2 separate regions of the Homo sapiens genome follow, and region 1 is linked to region 2. Evidence: chromatin loops called from intact Hi-C (ENCODE). Cell type or tissue: heart right ventricle. All regions are shown on one strand. Links, peaks and the distances in the headings refer to the core of each region. The heading gives the core; the rest is flanking DNA. Region 1 has its middle 23 kb from the start of B4GALT5. Region 2 overlaps PTGIS (prostaglandin I2 synthase).

Region 1 (4,389 bases), core at 203-4,202, 200 kb before region 2:
CCATTGTGCCAGGGCCCAGAGGACAGAGCAATTTCAAAGGAGGGGCCACCAGGGCCTGTGGGACTTTGGCTACCACTGCCTCTCGACTCTGCTCCCCACACTCCATTTCTACCTCCTCGGCCATCCCAGATGCCGCTCCAGTGGGCCCTGGTTTGGGGTGTACTGTGCCCAGCAAAGCTGTGGGGACGTGGCTGCCTCCACCTAAGTTTCTAAGGATGCCCCCAGAAGGCCTCAGGGCCTAGGCAGAGAAGCAAGGCAGCAGCAGGGCCTCTGTGGAGAGCCCCCACAAGGGCAGTGCCGAGTGGAGCCATGGGGGTGGGGTGCCTGCAGAGGTGGGGCCACCCTGAGACTCCAGACTGGTTGCACCACCAGAGCGTGATGCCAGGCTGGGACAGCCACAGGCACATTACTCCAATCCATGAGAACTGTGGCATAGGCTGCACTCAGCAAAGCCGTGGGAACAGAACACTCAGAGCCTTGGGGGTCAAACTGCTGCCCAGCCAAACTGTGGAGGCAGGACCTCCATCCCAGTGGGTCCGGAAGTCAGGGCACAGCCCCCAGTGGGCCTGGAGGGCAGAGCCTTGAGTCAAAGATTGTTCCTGAGACGTAAGGTTTTGGACTTGCTTCAGATCTGTCACCCCTTTCCTCCTTCCTACTTCTCCTTTTCGGAATGGGAATGTCTGTCCTATGCCCATCCCATTGATGTATTTTGGTAGTTCACAGGTTCACGGCTAGAGAGCAGTTTGCTTCAGGATGAATCGTATCTTGAGTCTCACCTGTATCTTATCTTTATTTTATTTTATGTTTTGAGATGGAGTCTCGCTCTGTAGTCCAGGCTGCAGTGGAGTGGCGTGATCTTGGCTCACTGCAACCTCTACCTCCCGGGTTCAAGCGATCCTTTCACCTCAGCCTCCTGAGTAGCTGAGATTACAGGCCTGTGCCACCATGCCCAGCTAATTTTTTTGTATTTTTATAGAGACGGGGTTGGACCATGTTGGTCAGGCTGGCCTTGAACTCCTGACCTCAAATGATTCACCCACCTTTGCCTCCCAAACTGCTGGGATTACAAGCGTGGGCTGATATTATGGTTTAAGACTTTGGGGGCTATTGGGATGGAATGAATATATTTTGCATGCAAGAAGGACATGACTTTTGGGGAGCCAGGGGAGAAATGCTAAAATCTGAATGTTTATGTCTCCCCTACCAAATTCATATATTGAAACTTAATCACCAATGGGGTGGTATTAGGAAGTGCGGCCTTGGGAAGGGTTTAGGTCATGAGGGTGGAACCCACAAAAATGGGATTAGTGCCACATATAAAAGAGGCCCCAGAGAGCTGCCTTCCCCTCCTCAACCATGTGAGGACACAGCGAGAAGATATCATCCATGAACCAGAAATCAAGCCGTCACCAGACACTGAATCTGCCAGTGCTTTGATCTTGGACTTCCCTGCATTCAGAACAGTGAAAAATAAACCTCTGTTGTTTAAAATCCACCCAGCTTATGGTATTTTGATATAGCAGCCTGAAAAGATGAAGACAATGAGTGAGCAGATGAAATGGAGATAGGGGGAGTTCAAGGGAATAGATAAGACGGAGCGTAGATAGCCAAGAAGCTTAAAGTCCAGGGACATAGCCGGGTATGGTGGGATGCACCTGTGGTCCCAGCTACTCCAGAGGCTGAGACAGGAGGATCACTTGAGCCCAGAAGTTTGAGGCAGCAGCAAGCTATGATGGCACCACTCTACTCCAGCCTGGATGACAGAATGAGATCCTGTTTCAAATAAATACATAAATAAGAAAAAATTTTTAAATGATTAAAGTCCAGGGACAAAAAGTACCACAAACAAAGTCAAAACACAAATGACAAGCCAGGAAAAATGTCAACTCATATAGAAAGGGCTGTATCTTCCTAATACATAAAGCATATTCTTTCTAGAAATAGAAAAGTACACACCCAGTGGAAAATGGCAAAGGAAATGACCAAAAAAATACAAACGGCTCTTACATATATTAAAAGATGCTTGAATTATCACAGAAGAAGAAATGCAAGTGAAACTATGTGACGCTCACTCTGTTGTGCTGGCAAAGATCAAGCACCCTCCCATGTTGCTGGTGAGCATGTAAACTGGTACAGCACCCTTGGGAGCAAGGTCTCTATCATCATTACAAAGACATACCTTTTGACCCAGAAAGTCCATTTCTAGTCATTAATCCTACAGACACACCTGCCCATGTGCAAAATAATGTATATATATTGCAACACTGTGTTAAGGTAGAAAGATTAGAAACAACCAAATTTCTGTTAGAAGAATAAACTAATTATAGTTTATTCATAAAACTGAATATTATGTGGCTATTAAAAAGAATCAGTGGGCACAGTGGCTCACACCTGTAACCCCAGCATTTTGAGAGGCTAAGGCAGGTGAATCACTTGAGGCTAGGAGTTCGAGACGAGGCTGGTCAACATGACAAAACCGCTTCTCTACCAAAAAAACAAAAATTAGCCAGGGGTGGTGGCACACGCCTGTAATCTCAGCTACTAGGGTAGGTGAGGCAGGAGAATCACTTGAATCTGAGAGGCAAAGGTTGCAGTGAGCCGAGATTGTGCCACTGCACTCCAGCCTGGGTAACAAAGTGAGACCCTGCCCCCTCTCAAAAGAAAAGAACAGGAAAAAAAAAAAGAGAGAGAGAGAGAATCAGGCTGGGTACAATGGTACACACCTATAGTCTCAGCACTTTGGGAGGCCAAGGCGGGAGGATCTCTTGAGACCAAGAGTTGGAGACCAGCCTGGGCCACATAGCAAGACTCCCTGTCCCTACAGAAAATAAATTAATTAATTAAATAAAAAGAATAAGGCAAGTGTAACGCACTGAAATATTAAATGAAAAAAGAAAGGGCAGAACAGTATTATGCTATTCTTGTGTAAGAGCATGGGGGAAAAGAATCTATGTTTATATTTTATGCACATAAAAACTGGAGAAACACAAGAAACTAACAATAGTAGTTAGCTCTGTGTGTGTGTGTGTGTGTGTGTGTGTGTGTGTGCATGGCAAGGAGCAGCTAGTGTTGGGAACTGGTTCAATGGAGAACAAAAGTGGGAAGGAGATTTTTTTTTTTTTTTGAGACGGAGTCTCACTCTGTCGCCCAGGCTGGAGTGCAGTGGCGCGATCTCGGCTCACTGCAAGCTGCGCCTCCCGGGTTCACGCCATACTCCTGCCTCAGCCTCCCGAGTAGCTGGGACTACAGGCGCCCGCCACCACGCCCGGCTAATTTTTTGCATTTTTAGTAGAGACGGGGTTTCACCGTGTAAATCAGCAGGATGGTCTTGATCCCCTGACCTCGTGATCCGCCCGCCTCAGCCTCCAAAAGTGCTGGGATTACAGGCCAGCCACCGCGCCCCGCCAAGACTTTTTATTGGATTAAAAAATATACGTATATGTAACAGCTTTATTGAAATATAATTTACATGCGATACGATTTTTCCATTTAAAGTATTCAATCTGCCGGATGCGGTGGCTCATCCTGTAACCCCAGCACTTTGGGAGACTGAGGTGGGCAGATCACCGGAGGTCAGGAGTTCAAGACCAGCCTGGCCAACATGGTGAAACTCCATCTCTACTAAAAATACAAAAATTAGCCAGGCATGGTGGCGCACACCTGTAATCCCAGCTACTCAGGAGGCTGAGTCAGGAGAATCACTTGAACCCGGGAGGCGGAGGTGACGGTGAGCTGAGATTGTGCCACTGCACTCCAGTCTGGCAACAGAGCGAGACTCTGTCTCTAAATAAATAAATAAATATTCAATCTAATGGTTTTTAGTATATTCACAGAGTTGTGCAACCACACCACAATCAATTTTAGAACATTTTCATCACCCCCTTAAGAAGCCCCATACCATTTAGCAGTCATTCCCCATCTCTCCCCATGCTCTCAGTCTTAGACAACTAATCATCTATAATAGATTTGCCTATTCTGTACATTTCCTAGAAATAGAATCATACAGTATGTGGCCTTTTGTGTCTGGCTTCTCTTATTTAGCATAATGTTTTCAAGATGGATGCCTGGCCAGTCACAGTGACTCATGCCTGTAATCCCAGCATTTTGGGAGGCCAAGTGGGGAGGATCACTTGAGCCCAGGAGTTCAAGACCAGCCTGGGCAACATAGTAAAACCTCATCTCTACAAAACAATTTTTAAATAGCTGGGCATAGTGGCATGCACCTGTGGTCCTAGGTACGTGGGGGACAGAAGCAGGAAGATGTCTTGGGGCTAACAGTTGGAGGCTGCAGTGAGCCATGATTGTGCCACTTCACTCCAGCATGGGTGACAGAGTGAGACCCTGTCTCAAAAATAAAAATAAAGTAAAAAGATTAATGCCCGCTTATGC
Region 2 (4,389 bases), core at 117-4,116:
GCCCCGGCTGTTCATCTGACCTAGCTCATGAACTGTAAAAGGAGACACTGGCTGGAAATGGGACCTTACAGGTCATTCAGAGAGGAAGTCACAGAGCAAGACTTCAGAGGTCATCTTGTCCTGTGGCTTCCAGACTTTGGGATTTCACAGAACAGAAAACAAAATGTTTGGGAGATCAACTTGGGACCTTAACCTTTTATCTGGTCTTGTAAATGTATGTTAAAAACTGCACAACCGAACGTTCCTTCCTTCAGCAGTGCCGGGCACTAATCCAGGCTCTGGGGATACAGCAGGGAACAGGACAGATGAAGTCCCCAAATTCACACAGCTGACACTCCAGTGGGGGAGGCCGAATTGAGTTATGTCAGAGAGTGATAAACACGATGACAGAGATCCACGGGTGGGGTGACAGCATCTGGGGGGCTTTCTTAGGCCGACTGACGAGGCAGGGTCATGCTCTGGGGGTCTGGCTTCTGAGCCAAGACCTAACTGCAAAGTGCCCACCACGCCAACACTCTAGGCAGGGGAAACAGCAGGTGCAAAGGCCCAGAGGTGGGAGGAAGCTCAGAGAGACGGCCAGTGTGGCTACAGCATAAAGAGCCAAGGAGGGAAGGTGGACAGGAGGTCAGAGAAGTGGGCAGAAGCAGGCCTCAGGCAGTCGGGAGGTCAGGGAAGGCTTTGGAAATTATGCTGAGTAAGATCGGGTGACATCAGGGGTTTGCACAGGGGCAGGACATGATCTAACTTAGTTTGAAAGCCCCCTCTGGCTGCTGGATGGAGGATGGACTGTAGGGGTAAGGAGGGGTGGAGAGGGAGGCAGGAGGACCTAGCAGGAGGCTGCCAGGTGTCACCAAGGTGAGAGAATGGTGGTGGCCCAGGGAGGTGGTGAGAATTTGGGTAGCTTTTGGAGATAGAGTTCACTGGCTCTGCCGGAAGATTTGACTGGGGCAGCGGTGGGGATGGGGGAGCGTGGGCGTGAGTGAGAGGGATAGAGTGGTGTTAAGGACAGCTCCCTGATTTTAGTGATGCCCTTAACCAACCAGAATTTAATTTAATTTAAATTTAATTTAAAAAAGGACATTTCAACCCCTCCAAGAAATTAGAGCAACATAGTTCTAGGATAAAGGGCAGTCATTCGTTGACACATATGGGCATGTGGGTATATTTATGATATGTGTGTGCATATGTGTAGACTCGGCGTGTCTCAGCTCTTTTAATGCTCACAATCGCTCTAGGAGGCTAGGACTTTACATATTCCATTTGACAGATGAGAAAACTGAGACCTGGAGAGCCTGAGTCATTTGCCCAGAGGCCTGTGTTGGGGTCAGGACAGGGCTGGTCCCAGAGTCTGCACTCTCAGCCACAGCTCTCAGCACACGAACAGTCCCCATTCTTTTTGTTTTGCCCTGGGGTGGTGCAAACAGTGTCAAGGGCTGTAATTGGTGTGGGTGATGCTGGTCTGGTCCACCCTGCATTGTATGATGGGGACTGAGGTCCAGAGAGGGCCAGCTGAAACCACCCAGCAAGTTCACAGTAGTGATCCTCCCAGGTCTCCTGGCTCCTGGGTCCCTGTGCAGACAAAGAAGTCAGAGAGAGATAGGCTGGGGAGAGGCAGGCTCAGGGGCAGCTGGGTCTGGCTAGGCTCCATGGTACAGCGGCAGGCACAGGGGAATCAGCTCAGGGGGAATCAGACGTAAATCCATACCTGTAACCCGGTAACTGTGTCTTCAGGGCCTGAGGCCTGGGCTGGAGCTCCTGCCCCCTGGCTTGGCAGCTGTAGGCCTTTCCACTGCCATCAATCAGCAGCCCCTGAAATACAAAGAGAATGGGCCAGTTGGATGGGAGGGACACAGAGGTGAAAGGGGTGCCGGTTCAGGCAGCCCGAACTGTGAGGTGCCACCTCTTACACCCACCAGCCTGGCCTGTGTTGGCCCTGGCCTCACTGAGTCACACCCAAAGTTCTCCTCTGTCCTCACCTTGTAGCCCTGGCCTCCCCTCCTCCCACCTACCTCTCTGCTGCCCCTTGAGCAGGTCAGGCACGCTCTCTCTTTGTGGCCTTTGCTATTTCTGTTCCCTTGCCTGGGAATGCTGTTCCCCACAGGTCTGCGTGGCTCCCACCCCACTTCGTTTAAGCCTTATCGCGAGCGCCACCTGCTCAGAGAGGTCTTTCTTGAGTCCCATTTTCGTGATGGCTCCCTCCTGTGACCCAGCTTGGTTCAGCTTTATTTTTCTTTGTGGCTCTAGCGCCGCCTGTGGGTCGTGTGTGTATTTACATATGGGATTATCCTGTCTTCAGCCGTGCTCTTTTGATATGGAGCTGCCGGCTTCGCTTCCACAGAGCAAAACCTTGTGGTCCTCTGGGTTTACTTTTTCTTTTTGTTTTCTTTTCCTTCATTTTATTTTATTTTATTTTAAAGACAAAGTTTCGCTCTTTCGCCCAGGCTGGAGTGCAATAATGGCGCGATCTCTGCTCGCTGCAACCTCCGCCTCCCAGATTCAAGCGATTCTCTCGCCTCAGCCTCCTGAGTAGCTGGGACTACAGGTGCCGCCACCATGCCCAGCTAATTTTTGTATTTTTAGTAGAGAGGGGGTTTCACCATGTTGGCCAAGCTGGTCTCGAACTCCTGACCTCAGGTGATATAACCACCTCGGCATCCCAAAGTGCTAGGATTACAGGCGTGAGCCACCTCTCCCGGCCGGTTTACTTTTTTGGTTTATTTTTCATTGCCTGTTTTGGTAGAAATATATGTACCGGGAAATGGTTCTCTGAGTTAGCAAAAAACAACAGTGCAAGTGTGATGATAAATGATGACCAGTGTCAACTGCAGTGTCACCGAGACCACAGGGCCTTGGGAGTACCGCAGTGGCCTGGCAAGCACGTGTCTGTCTAAAAGGGGCGGCTGCAACTCTGCTCCTGCTAGGTTTCCAGGTGGGACCGCAGGTCAGCCAGATTCCTTTTTCAAGATGAGATGAGCAGGAAATCCGGATTTTGTGTGAGTTTCCCCAAATGTTTGAAGGAAGCTTTAGTTTGTTTTTAGGAACTCCCTTGATAAAACACATTTGTGGACTGAATCCAGTGTGTGGGCTGCACCTTTACAACTTCTGCCACCACTGTGCAGGTGAGGGACAGAGCAGGGACCACGCAGGCCTCTCTCGGCCCCCACCTACCCTCATTCCTGCTTCCATTCTCTCTTCATCTGGGAAAACCCCTCTCCTGAGAGATCCTGGTCTCTGGTCTTTGTCTGCACAGGGATCCAGGAGCTCAAGGGGAGGGTGAGAGGGTGAGGCCCCGGGGCTTTGGTTGCGTCTCTTTGTTGTGACTCTCTGCTGAGGCAGAGATGACAAAATGAAAGCCTGCAGTTTCCCTCCCAGGACTGAGGTCAGCCCGCTGGGCTGGGGCTGGACTCCTGGGGCATTTAAAGGGGGCTGGAGGTGAAGGCGCGTCCTCTGAGCGTGGTCCTGTGTGTGTGCGTGTGCGTGTGCGTAAGTGTGCCTCAGTGAGAGCACATGAGAGCTCATGCTAGCTCCCATGTCTTACCCTTTTTCACACTTGACCAGGCCCTGACCTCCTTCTCGGGCCTCCCAGAGCCCCTCAGATCAAGCACAACCTTCTCACTGCTGCAAATGCCTGCCTTGCGTGGCCAGCCCTGACAGCCCAGGCCCTCCCATCCTCTGCCTCACACCCCGGCTCCAGTGCCTGCACCAGCCACAGCTGGCACCTCTCCCACCAGGCACGGTTGCACTCTCAGCTCTGGGCCTTTGCACAGGCTGTGCCTGTTGCCTGAACACGTTCCTCTTCTGCTTCCCCCGATCATCCTGCAGATCTCAGCTCAGACCCTCCCTTCTCTAGGAAGTCTTCCCTGAATCCCTCCCTGGGAGCAGGCATCTCCTCCCCTTCTCTGTGCCCCCATCTCAGCACCGTCCCCTCGAGCTCTCTGCTGCAGCCTCATCAGCCTCCTTGCTGCTCCCCAGCACCGGGCTCCCTCCTGCCCCAGGACATCACACCTGGTGCTTGCTCTGCTTCCTACCCCTCCCTCTGCTCTGCCCATGGCTGACTCCTTCTCAGCCTTCAGCTGTCAGCTTGACACCAGCCCCTCCCTCACCTGGCACCTGACACCACAGCCCCCGCCCTCCCATCCTGCTACCCAGCTTTGTGTCTGACAGTGCCGCGGGGCACCAGCTGGCGCATTATTCATTTTACTCATCCTCTCGTCTGTTGTCTGTCTCCCTGTGCTGAGAGGTCAGCTCCTTGAGGACAGGGATTTTTGTTTTTTTCACTGCCGACTGTTCAGTGCCCAGAATGGTCTTTGGCGCACAGTAGGATTAGTAGTTGCTCACTGGGTGTATGAATGAAGCTCTTGTGAGTAGCTGTGGCCACACATGAGTGTC

What was found. Hi-C counts contacts between places; a loop is a spot of excess contacts. Peaks named below come from ENCODE experiments on the same cell type or tissue, not always from the same donor. Only the 100,000 strongest peaks of a DNase experiment are listed, where the experiment ranks them.
Region 1: it touches region 2 in a loop (6-fold over the local background); 1 of 110 quality-filtered maps calls a loop at or near these places.

What each region holds. Positions count from the first base shown.
Region 1 is chr20:49,735,154-49,739,542 of GRCh38, reverse strand. No RefSeq gene overlaps it. Among named protein-coding and RNA genes, the nearest start is that of B4GALT5, 23 kb to the right of the region's middle. In heart right ventricle, for the core only: no CTCF peak of the experiment used is centred there; no DNase peak of the experiment used is centred there.
Region 2 is chr20:49,539,759-49,544,147 of GRCh38, reverse strand. The region is part of intron 4 of PTGIS (prostaglandin I2 synthase); the gene reads left to right. Among named protein-coding and RNA genes, the nearest start is that of PTGIS, 26 kb to the left of the region's middle. RefSeq lists a silencer at 1,566-1,842 and an enhancer at 2,298-2,347. In heart right ventricle, for the core only: CTCF peaks have their summits at 2,044 and 2,244; DNase peaks (open chromatin) are centred at 407 and 2,237; H3K27ac peaks cover 687 bases.